Regions from separate parts of the Homo sapiens genome. Here region 2 is linked to region 1. A link is a loop called in an ENCODE intact Hi-C map of the cell type or tissue named here. Cell type or tissue: adrenal gland. All regions are shown on one strand.

The links. A loop is a pair of places that touch in the nucleus more often than their neighbours do. Peaks named below come from ENCODE experiments on the same cell type or tissue, not always from the same donor. Only the 100,000 strongest peaks of a DNase experiment are listed, where the experiment ranks them.
Region 2: it touches region 1 in a loop (2.0-fold over the local background); 12 of 110 quality-filtered maps call a loop at or near these places.

The regions. Positions count from the first base shown.
Region 1 is chr3:172,514,170-172,519,169 of GRCh38, forward strand. It overlaps TNFSF10 (TNF superfamily member 10), which reads right to left. Exons shown (of 5, transcript NM_003810.4): 2 at 692-829. Among named protein-coding and RNA genes, the nearest start is that of TNFSF10, 6.8 kb to the right of the region's middle. In adrenal gland, no CTCF peak of the experiment used is centred here; a DNase peak (open chromatin) is centred at 2,912; H3K27ac peaks cover 1,108 bases.
Region 2 is chr3:172,562,422-172,567,421 of GRCh38, forward strand. All of the region lies in intron 3 of LINC02068 (long intergenic non-protein coding RNA 2068), which reads right to left. Among named protein-coding and RNA genes, the nearest start is that of LINC02068, 31 kb to the right of the region's middle. In adrenal gland, no CTCF peak of the experiment used is centred here; no DNase peak of the experiment used is centred here; H3K4me3 peaks cover 807 bases; H3K27ac peaks cover 1,457 bases.

The DNA of each region.
Region 1 (5,000 bases):
AGGAAGAGCCTAAGAGAAGAAACTTGATTAGATCTGTCACTCTGCCACATTTAGTAAAATAAACTGTTAACTAACATGTCTCTGCTGGAGGTCCTGTTTAAGCAACTTCCATAAACAGATACTTTTTGTAATTTGTTATTTATTGGCTGTAAATTAAGAAAAAACCACCTTCAATTTCTCAAAGTATCTCTTTCTTCCCTTCCCTTCCTTTCCTCTTTCTTTCCTCTTATTTTCCTCTTTCTTTATCTCTATATGCATACAAAAACAAATATTTAATTCCAGACATCAGCAATGTGGGAAGAATATAAAATATCATTATTTGATCTTCTTTATCTTTTGAATGAAAAACAATGCCACACATTCTTTATGACTTTGTGACCTTCTCTTCATTACCCTGTGTGTGCCTCAGTTTCCATAATGTGAGATCAAAAGGTTAGACTAGATGTGGAGGCTGTCCGGGGCAGAGGAATGAACTCTAGACCAGGAGTCGGCCAGGTCCTGCCCTTTGCTGCTATGCCCCATTTTCCTAGTTCTATGAATTTGGGGAAAATTACTTAAATACTCTGGGCCTAAGTTTTCTTATTTGTAAAATGAAGAGTCTAGACTTGATTATCTTAAAGATTCCTTTGCTTTAAGGAATTCTTCTGGCCTTCTCCGCCTGCTGGTGAGGTCACCTGGTGAGGTTACCTACCTTTCTAACGAGCTGACGGAGTTGCCACTTGACTTGCCAGCAGGGGCTGTTCATACTCTCTTCGTCATTGGGGTCCCAATAACTGTCATCTTCTTTTAAGAAACAAGCAATGCCACTTTTGGAGTACTTGTCCTGCATCTGGGTTGAGATGGAATATAACACAATATTTTGCATAAGTGCTTTTTATTTTTGTTCATTTGGAAGTTAAGACAACAGAAACTGATAGCAGACTTAAAGAAGTTTTGGCATATTGAGTAAGTTCCTGTTTGAAATAAAAGTAAGCATGCTCTCCTTTGTCCTTAAAAAAAAAAAAAAAGAATAAAAGTAAGCAGCTGGATATGGTGGAAAGGATGCAGGTGTGCTTCAGGCATCTGGAGTCACAGTGTCCTTCCCTGCCTCCCTTACTAAACAGCTGTGCTTTTCTTGACAAGTTGCTTCCATTCTCCTGTGTCTGTTTATAGTTTTGAGCCGGTTCACTATGGTGATTCTGAGGTCTCTTCCAGTTCTGCCATGGTATGTATCCCATTTTGAAGCTGGAAACCTACCTAGATACAAGGTCGGTAGTGGAGTCAGTTTACATTTTAGGATCCTAAATAAAAAACAGCCAAGTCATTTGGGAGGGGGTCATGTTCTGTTTCTAGCTGTGGCTAGCTAAATAGATTCTAGTTACTGATCTGATTTCTACTCCTCTGGCTGGCAAAATCTGGACCATGTTGCCACTAGAAATCTGAATGCTGTCTCATTAAATGTTTACACTAACTAGGGATTTATTGGTAGAGACCTTAAACACTCTTTGAAGGTTTTCTCCCTGTTCTGATTGAAAGTAAACAATGGCAATAGTCAGATCATTATCAACGAGCTCCTCACCCTCATCAACAAATCCTTGCTTGATGTTATAAACACACACACACACCCACACACACCCCATCCCAAACCACCCAGAACTCTTTAGGCTGATAATTGTTTAATTGAGAAAAACAGGAAACAGAAGGTCCAAACAAAGCCAGAAGGGTTTTGTTTGTTTGTTTGTTTGCTTTGCTCATTTCTTCTCTTCCGTTTTGTTTTGTTTTAACAAGTGGGATGGAAGAGACGTTATTTCCCTGAAAAAATCTGCTGAATTGGCCAGGCGCGGTGGCTCATGCCTATAATCCCAGCACTCTGGGAGGCCGAGGCGGGTGAATCACAAAGTCAGGAGATCGAGACCATCCTGGCTAACCCAGTGAAACCCCATCTCTACTAAAAAAATACAAAAAATTAGCTGGGCGTGGTGGCGGGCGCCTGTAGTCCCAGCTATTTGGGAGGCTGAGGCAGGATAATGGTGTGAACCCGGGAGGCGGAGCTTGCAGTGAGCTGAGATCGTGCCATTGCACTCTAGCCTGGGCAACAGAGCGAGACTCCATCTCAAAAAAAAAAAAAAAATCTGCTGAATTGACTACCTAGGGAAATAAATGAGAAAATGACAATTTTAATCTGTTATTTGAACTAAGGTACTGCAAAGGTTGAAGGGAGGATCAAATTGAACGATGATTCACTCCTTCCTATAGAAAGACAATATCATTTTAAATCAAAATATCTTAACTGTTTATGAGAGGTCCCAGCTAGAATCACACAGTTCTGTACTCAGCCATGTAACCCTTGGACATTTGGCCAAGGTCCCTCAAATGCAAAGGTGCAAACTTGAGTTAATAAATTTCTTCCACACACCCTGACATAGATCATTCATTTACTTTTAAACAAATGTTTATTTTGTTTCTTCCTCTTTTAAATTACAAGAGAAAAACATTCCCGTAGTATATGTAGTTGGAGGTGAAGCTGGGGCCTCCTGAGTTGAGATATGACTGGCCATGGACTTAGGTACATTTCCTTGCCCCTGCCTGCCCCACCTGTAAACATCCAGTTGCACCTCGAATTGACTTGGGAGATGCAAAACCTTTCCAAGGAAGGCACTCAGTCACATATGATTCAGAAATATGAGAGCATGTCTAGCAAACTGTGGGAAAGGATCAAGAAGGAAGAGACGAGAAACTGGGATCAGCCACAAGGCCCGAGGGTGGTTCCAGGAAGAGCAAACTTTCCCTGGACACTGTCCCAGTTCACTCAGTATGAGTTGGCTCTGGCCAAGCTTCGGTTTGATTACACTGAACAAGCAGGCTCACAAGTCTCTGTAACTTGTTGGGGCAAGAAGGTGTGCATAACACAGAAAGGAGGGAGCGGTATGCCTTTTCACTTCACATCAGCTGTAAGCTATCTCAGCAGGAAATGGCTGAATATGGGAGGCTTCAGCTGTGAGAGGCAAGGTGCAGAGTTGAAAGCTGCCTGTGATCAGGCAGTAATGGCAGCAGGCAACAACTTATCAACTGAGGTGGAGTTTGACAAGGATGGTCGTGGTGGAGCTTGTGCCACAGGGACTAGCCCAGGTTAGCACCAATTGCTGGCTAGAGCCTGTGATCCCTTCTGAGTATTTTCCAGAAATACTTTCAGGAGGAGGTGGAAGGAACCTGGAAAATTGAGTAAGGTCCTGGGTATAAGTGGATGGGAGGTTAACAAGTTAATGTAGCTACATTATTACCCAGGAGTTTATAAAGCCTGGATACATTCAGGATACACAGGCAAGCAGGGAAGCATGGAAAAGTAAAGAACACTTTTCTAAAAGAAAAAAAAAACCCTCCAAAAACTAAATAAGTAAATCACAAAAACAAAACAAAACAACCACTAATAGCAGCTATATTCTCACCTCCTACTTAACCTTTGGATGATATCTCTTGTTTACAGGGGTGAGATCAGACTGTGTGTGTGCATAATTTTGAGTATGGTTGTTTTCTCATAAGACTATATAAAAATGCTGTGTTCTTTAAATCTGTATGAAAATTATACATGGATAGCATGGATATTTTTATAACATTCCCTGTAGAAAATTTGTAAAATATAGAAAAATAAAAAGGAAAAAAAGTACCCATAATCATACCATCTAGAGATCACATTGTCATTTTGGTGTTTCTCTTTCTAGACCTTTTTATGCATAAATATTGATTTCTGAACAATAGAAATCCAGAGAGGAAGCCCCAGTCACTCTCTCCACCCTCACATGTTTCTTGCATCATGAATTTTGGTAGTTTCTCCTATAGAACTTGGCCAATGCTGGTGACTAGACACATGGCGGGTTGACGTGAGGTGCTGTGGTTATTCCAAGAATGATAATTAATACGATACGTCTCCCCCGCCTCCTCCCATCCTTTCCACTTCAAAATATGAGTTTCCTGCAGCATATCATAGGCTGAGGCTATATTCTCTAACTAACCACACTTGGGCATTGGGGGCAGAAGGTAGCGTGTGGGGATTATTTTCATTTGCGTGCCTCTGAAAAGAAAGCTCTTGCACTGGGTGCCTGTTCTTCAGCTCCAGAAGCCCTTGGTTCTGAAAAGTGGATTTCCATGGTGACTGCTCTTGGTGCTGTTACAAACACGGTGGTTGTCTAGGCCAGGGTCAACCAGTCCTTGATGGGGCTTGAGGTCAGCAGGGTAGACTCAGCAAGGTAGACTTCAAGATGGCAGCAATGACCCTGTCTGCTGCCCAGACATTAGTCTCTGGCAATCATTTTCTGCAAACTGCAAATAGCATAAAGGATCATTTATGGAGATCCGTGGAGAGGAAGCCCTTCTCCTTTTTCCTCCCCATCTATGATGTCACAGTGACAGGCCATTCCTTTATCATAAAACTTTCTCAGAGGGACACAGATTTCAGGGGCTAAGCCCATATTTGTTGTTCATGTTTGCTGGTCTACAGGCTATTTGTGAAGGTCCAATCCAATGTTATGAAGCCTTCCTTAACCCTTACACCCTATAATCCTTGCAGAGTGTATCTTCTGCAAATGTTCACCAGACAAAGTGGAGCCTGTATTCAATTTTAAGAAATTAATACTTATGTTGAATATACTTTTCCAAAGTCTACACAGAAGATTCAAACTTATTTTCCCTTTGGAAAATTTCTGATGAAGAAAGTGACACCTTCAGGAGACTTTTCAGCAGTAATTAGAACGCTACTATAAAAATAGCATTGTATTGTATTGAAAAAATGTATTGTAAAAAAAAGTAGGTGCTTCAATTTATTGAGTACCTCCTTCATGCCTGGGTTCAAAATCAGGTTTTACCTTTTACTAGTTTTGTAATCTTGAACAAATCTCTTAACTTCGCCTGAGCTTTAGTTTGTTCATCTGTAATATGGGGTAATTATACTTACATAATAGAATTGTTATGAGAATTGAAACCAGGCAATACTTTTCAAAGTTGCTGGTACACAGTAATTGCTCAAT
Region 2 (5,000 bases), 48 kb after region 1:
CCTGAGGTCAGGAGTTCCAGACCAGTCTGGCCAACATGGTGAAATCCCATGTCTATAAAAATACAAAAATTAGCCGGGCGTGGTGGCGAACATCTGTAATCCCAGCTACTTGGAAGGCTGAATCACTTGAACCTGGAAGGCGGAAGTTGCAGTGAGCCGAGATCGCACCACTGCACTACAGCCTGGGCGACAAGAGCAAAACTCTATCTCAAAAAATAATAAAAAATAAAATAAAATAAATGGAGCCACAGCTGGCCTTGATGATGAACATCAAGTCAGTATGGCTTAGTGCAGAATCCTAATAACAATGGTCCTGTCTTGCTAAAGAAGTAAAGCAAGCAAAGACCCCATAATATTACCTGCATTTATATGTAAGAAGAAGGACAAAGAGGTTTTTTTTTTTTCTCAAAAGTTGTTTTAAGATTCATAGGCATCCAGCTTTCACTTTTAAAATTAATGTTAACTTGTTTCCACAAAAAGTGTGAGGAAATGAGTCAGGAAACAGTAAAAGGGCGGAGTGGGAGAGTGGGGGAGAGAGAGAAAAGAGACAGAGAGAGAGAGAGAGAGAGAAACTCATCTGAGGAATAAGGCAGGGTGATTACGTCTGAGTGGTTTTACTATCCTACGCCTGGATTTCCTGAGACGGAAAATTCCAGGAATAGGAGCTGCCTTGAGAGCTTCCTATTGGCATTCTTTCCTATTAATTTGGCTTTTCGCAAGTTATTAGGCAACTTAAGCTGTTTAACTTTAACAATGTTCTGTTTTTCTGTGGTTTCTGGATTATGTAATACCTAACCAAAGAATAAACAACCAAAGAAAATAACTTTTACTTCATACTTTGGCAAGTGTATTCAAAAGGCAAAGATCTAGATCTGAGAAACAGTTTGGTAAAAGTTAAGGTGCAATCAGAAAACTAAGTGTCACAGAAATGAACTTATTGGCCACTCAGGGAGGTTTTCAAGGTGATATATTTTCAGTGAAATGAATCATACATGTTTGTACGGTCACTGGTCAAAGTGAAGGTTACTCGGTAGAAAAGCAATGTTGTTTTGATTGTACTAGTCTGATGGTGAGAATGCCCCTGAATTCAAATTAAAGAAATGTTTATTGCTGGTGCCTACAGCACTGATATATGACTTTGTTTTGCAGTTGAACTCAGGTCACCTTTCTTGCTATTGGGAACTTATTTTTCAACCCAGAAGATAAAAGAACAGATGATTTAACTGATATTAAATAGAGGCTCTTATTACCTTTTGTGTGGTCACATTTTGACCTGAATTGAACCTATGAGAAATGTAAACAAAACTGTATATACGTTTAAATGTGAAGTGAATTCTTCAGGCAGAAAGCACAAGGTTATAGCCATAATGTAGAAGAAAAAACAATAAAAAGGCAACCCCAAAGCAGGTACCACCCTCATAACTGGTTTGATTTATGTGATCTTGGAGATGATTGCCACATATAAAATGCAGATAATAATAAATATTTATCTACCTGCCTCATGGAGACTCACACGAAGTACTGATGGGCGCTACTTTCACAGTAATTTGCCTTCTTTTCACCTTAACCTTGCTAAGCGTTATGCTAAGTGCATTGTATTTTATATCTATTCTTCTCAACTATTCTGCAACCTGAGTGTCCTCTCTCTCCTCTCTCTTTCTCTTTTTTTCCTCTCTTTCTCTCTCTGTCTCTCTCATAGAAGAAGAAATTAAAACTCAGAGACTATAAGTAATTTTTTTCAAGGTGTAAGTGAATGATTGGAGATCACAAGACTGAGAACAATAGACTATTCTTTATGAGGAAATACAGGCTTTGGATTGATTCTCTTTTCATTTGGTTATTTTATCTGACAAAATTCAGATGAAAAAGCAGACAGACTTACTTTTTCACCTTAAATCATTTTTTTTACTAGGAAATGTTAAAAGAAAAATCATTGCTAAAAATAAGAATAATACTTTTTGCATTCATTTAAAGGCTTTTCTAGTTTGTACAATACTTTCTTAAACGTAATCCCTGCTGGAATGCTTTCTAATTTTTTACCTTTAGCTCCTAGCAAATGTGAATTTGTTTTTTGTTGTTGTTGTAAGACCCAACAAAGCAAATTAAAATATTAAGAAGAAATATACAGAAGTGAACCTCTACCACACCACCTTAGACAATTGGCCAAAGTCAGCAACACCAGCAAAGGTACGAATCAACATCATGTGCCTCCTAGCACGCTGCACTGAGCAGAGCACAACACTTGAATGATATTCCTGACAAAGGTTGTATAACCTCAATTTAACGGTCTGACAACCCCAAATTGAGGGACATTCTAGTAAATGAGTCATCTGTACTCTTCAAAAATGTCCATATCATGAAACACGGTAAGACTGAGGAAATGTTTGAGAATAATGGAGACTAAAAGGCCGTGACAGCTGAATGTAGTGCCTGATCCAAGACTTTCATCTGTTATAAAGACCATTATTGGAATAATTGGCTAGATCTGAATAAGGTCTGTATATCAGATAGTAGAATTAGATCAATGTTAATGTCTTGATTTGATTATTGTTGCATGGTTATATTAAAGAATATACTAAAGTATTTAAGTACTAAAGGGTACCATGCCTGCAACTTATTCTCAAAGAATTCAGAAAATGTATTGAGAAAGAAAAAAAAAAGCAAGCAACGCAGTAAAATGTTAATATTTGGGTAATTCCAGATGGAGAGCACTCAGGAATTCTTAGTAATAATCTTGCAACTTCTCTGTAAGACAGAAATTGTGTAAATTTTTCTTTTTTTTTTGAGATGGAGTTTTGCTCTTGTTGCACTGGAGTGCAAGTGCACAATCTCGGCTCACTGCAACCTCCACCTCCCGGGTTCAAGCGATTCTCCTGCCTGAGTAGCTGGGATTACAGGCGTGCACCACCATGCCCAGCTAATGTTTGCATTTTTAGTAGAGACGGGGTTTTCACCATGTTGGCCAGGCTGGTCTCGAACTCCTGACCTCAGGTGATCTACCCACCTCAGCCTCCCAAAGTGCTGAGATTACAAGTTTGAGCCACCGTGCCTGGCCGGGCCTCTTTATAACTATTGTGCTCATGGTAAATATAGAATGTATAAATTAAGGCAAATAAAACATTCATGTTACAGGCATGCGCCTCCATGCCCAGCTAATTTTTATATTTCTAGTAGAGACGGGGTTTCGCCTGTTGGTCAGGCTGGTCTGAACTCCTGACCTCATGATCTGCCCACCTCAGCCTCCCAAAGTGCTGGGATTACAGGCATGAGCCACTGCACCCAGTCTGTGTAAAAATTTTTTAAAAACCTTCTTAAGGTGCCTATATGCAAATTTATCTTTTTATTTTTATTTTATTTTATTTTATTTTTGAGACGGAGTCTCGCTCTGTCACCCAGGCTGGAGTGCAGTGGTGCGGTCTCCGCTCAATGCAAGCTCCACCTCCCGGGTTCATTTCATTCTCCTGCCTCAGCCTCCCGAGTAGCTGGGGCCACAGGCACCCACCACCACGCGCAGCTAATTTTTTGTATTTTTAGTAGAGACGGGGTTTCCCTGTGTTAGCCAGGATGGTCTCGATCTCCTGACCTTGTGATCCACCTGCCTCGGCATCCCAAAGTTCTGGGATTACAGGCTTAAGCCACCGCACCCAGCCTATTTTTAATATTTTTAAATTCTTAATTTTTAAATTTTTGTGGGTACACAGTAGGTGTATATACTTATGGGGTACATGAGATGTTTTGATACAGGTATGCAATGTGTAATAAGCACATCATGGAGAATGGGGTATCCATCCCCTCAAGCATTTATCCTTTGTATTACAATCAACCCAGTTACACTCTTTTCCTTATTTTTAAATGTACAGTTATTATTGACTATAGTGGTCCTGTTGTGCTATCAAATAGTAGATCTTATTCATTGACTCTAACTATGTTTTGGACCCATTAACCATACCCATCTCCCCCACCCCACCCCCAAGTCCCAACTACCCTCTGAGCCTCTGGTAAGCATCCTTCTTCTATGTCTGTGAGTTCAATTGTTTTGATTTTTAGATCCCACAAGTAAGCAAGAACATGAAATGTTTGTCTTTTTGTGCCTGGCTTATTTCACTTAACATAATAATCTCCAGTCCGTTCATGCTGCTGCAAATGACAAGATCTCATTCTTTTTTGTGATGGAACAGTACTCCATTGTGAATATGTACTACATTTTCTTTTAACTTTTAAGTTCAGGGGTATATGTGCAGGATGTGCAGGTTTGTTACATAGGTAAATGTGTGTCATAAGGATTTGTTGTACAGATTATTTCATCACTCTGGAATTAAGTCTAGTATCCATTAGTTATTTTTCCTGATCCTCTCCCTTCTCCCACCCTCCACCCTCTGATAGGCCCCAGTGTGTATTGTTCCCCTCTATGTGGGTCCATGTGTTGTCATCATTTAGTTTCCATTTATAAGTGAGAACATGCAGTATTTGGTTTTCTGTTCCTGTGTTAGTTTGCTAAAGATAATGGCCTCCAGCTCCATCCATGTTCCTGCGAAGAGCATGAGTTCATCCCTTTTTATGGCTGCATAGTATTCCATTGTCTACATGTACCACATTTTCTTTATTTGGTCTATCACTGATGGGCATTTGGGATGATTCTATGTCTTTGCTATTGTGAATGGTGCTGCAATGAACATACACTCATTCGTGTATCTTTATAGTAGAACAATTTATAATTATTTTTTGAGACAGAATCTCACTCTGTTGCCCAGGCTGGAGTGCAATGTTGTGATCTCATCTCACTGCAACCTCCGCCTCCCAGGTTCAAGTGATTCTCCTGCCTCAGTCTCCCAAGTATCTGGGATTACAGGCATGTGCCACCATGCCCGGCTAATTTTGTATTTTTAGTAGAGATGGGGTTTCTCCATGTTGGTCAGGCTGGTCTTGAACTCCCGACCTCAGGTGATACACCTGCCTTGGCCTCCCAAAGTGCTGGGATTACAGGAGTGAGCCACCACTCC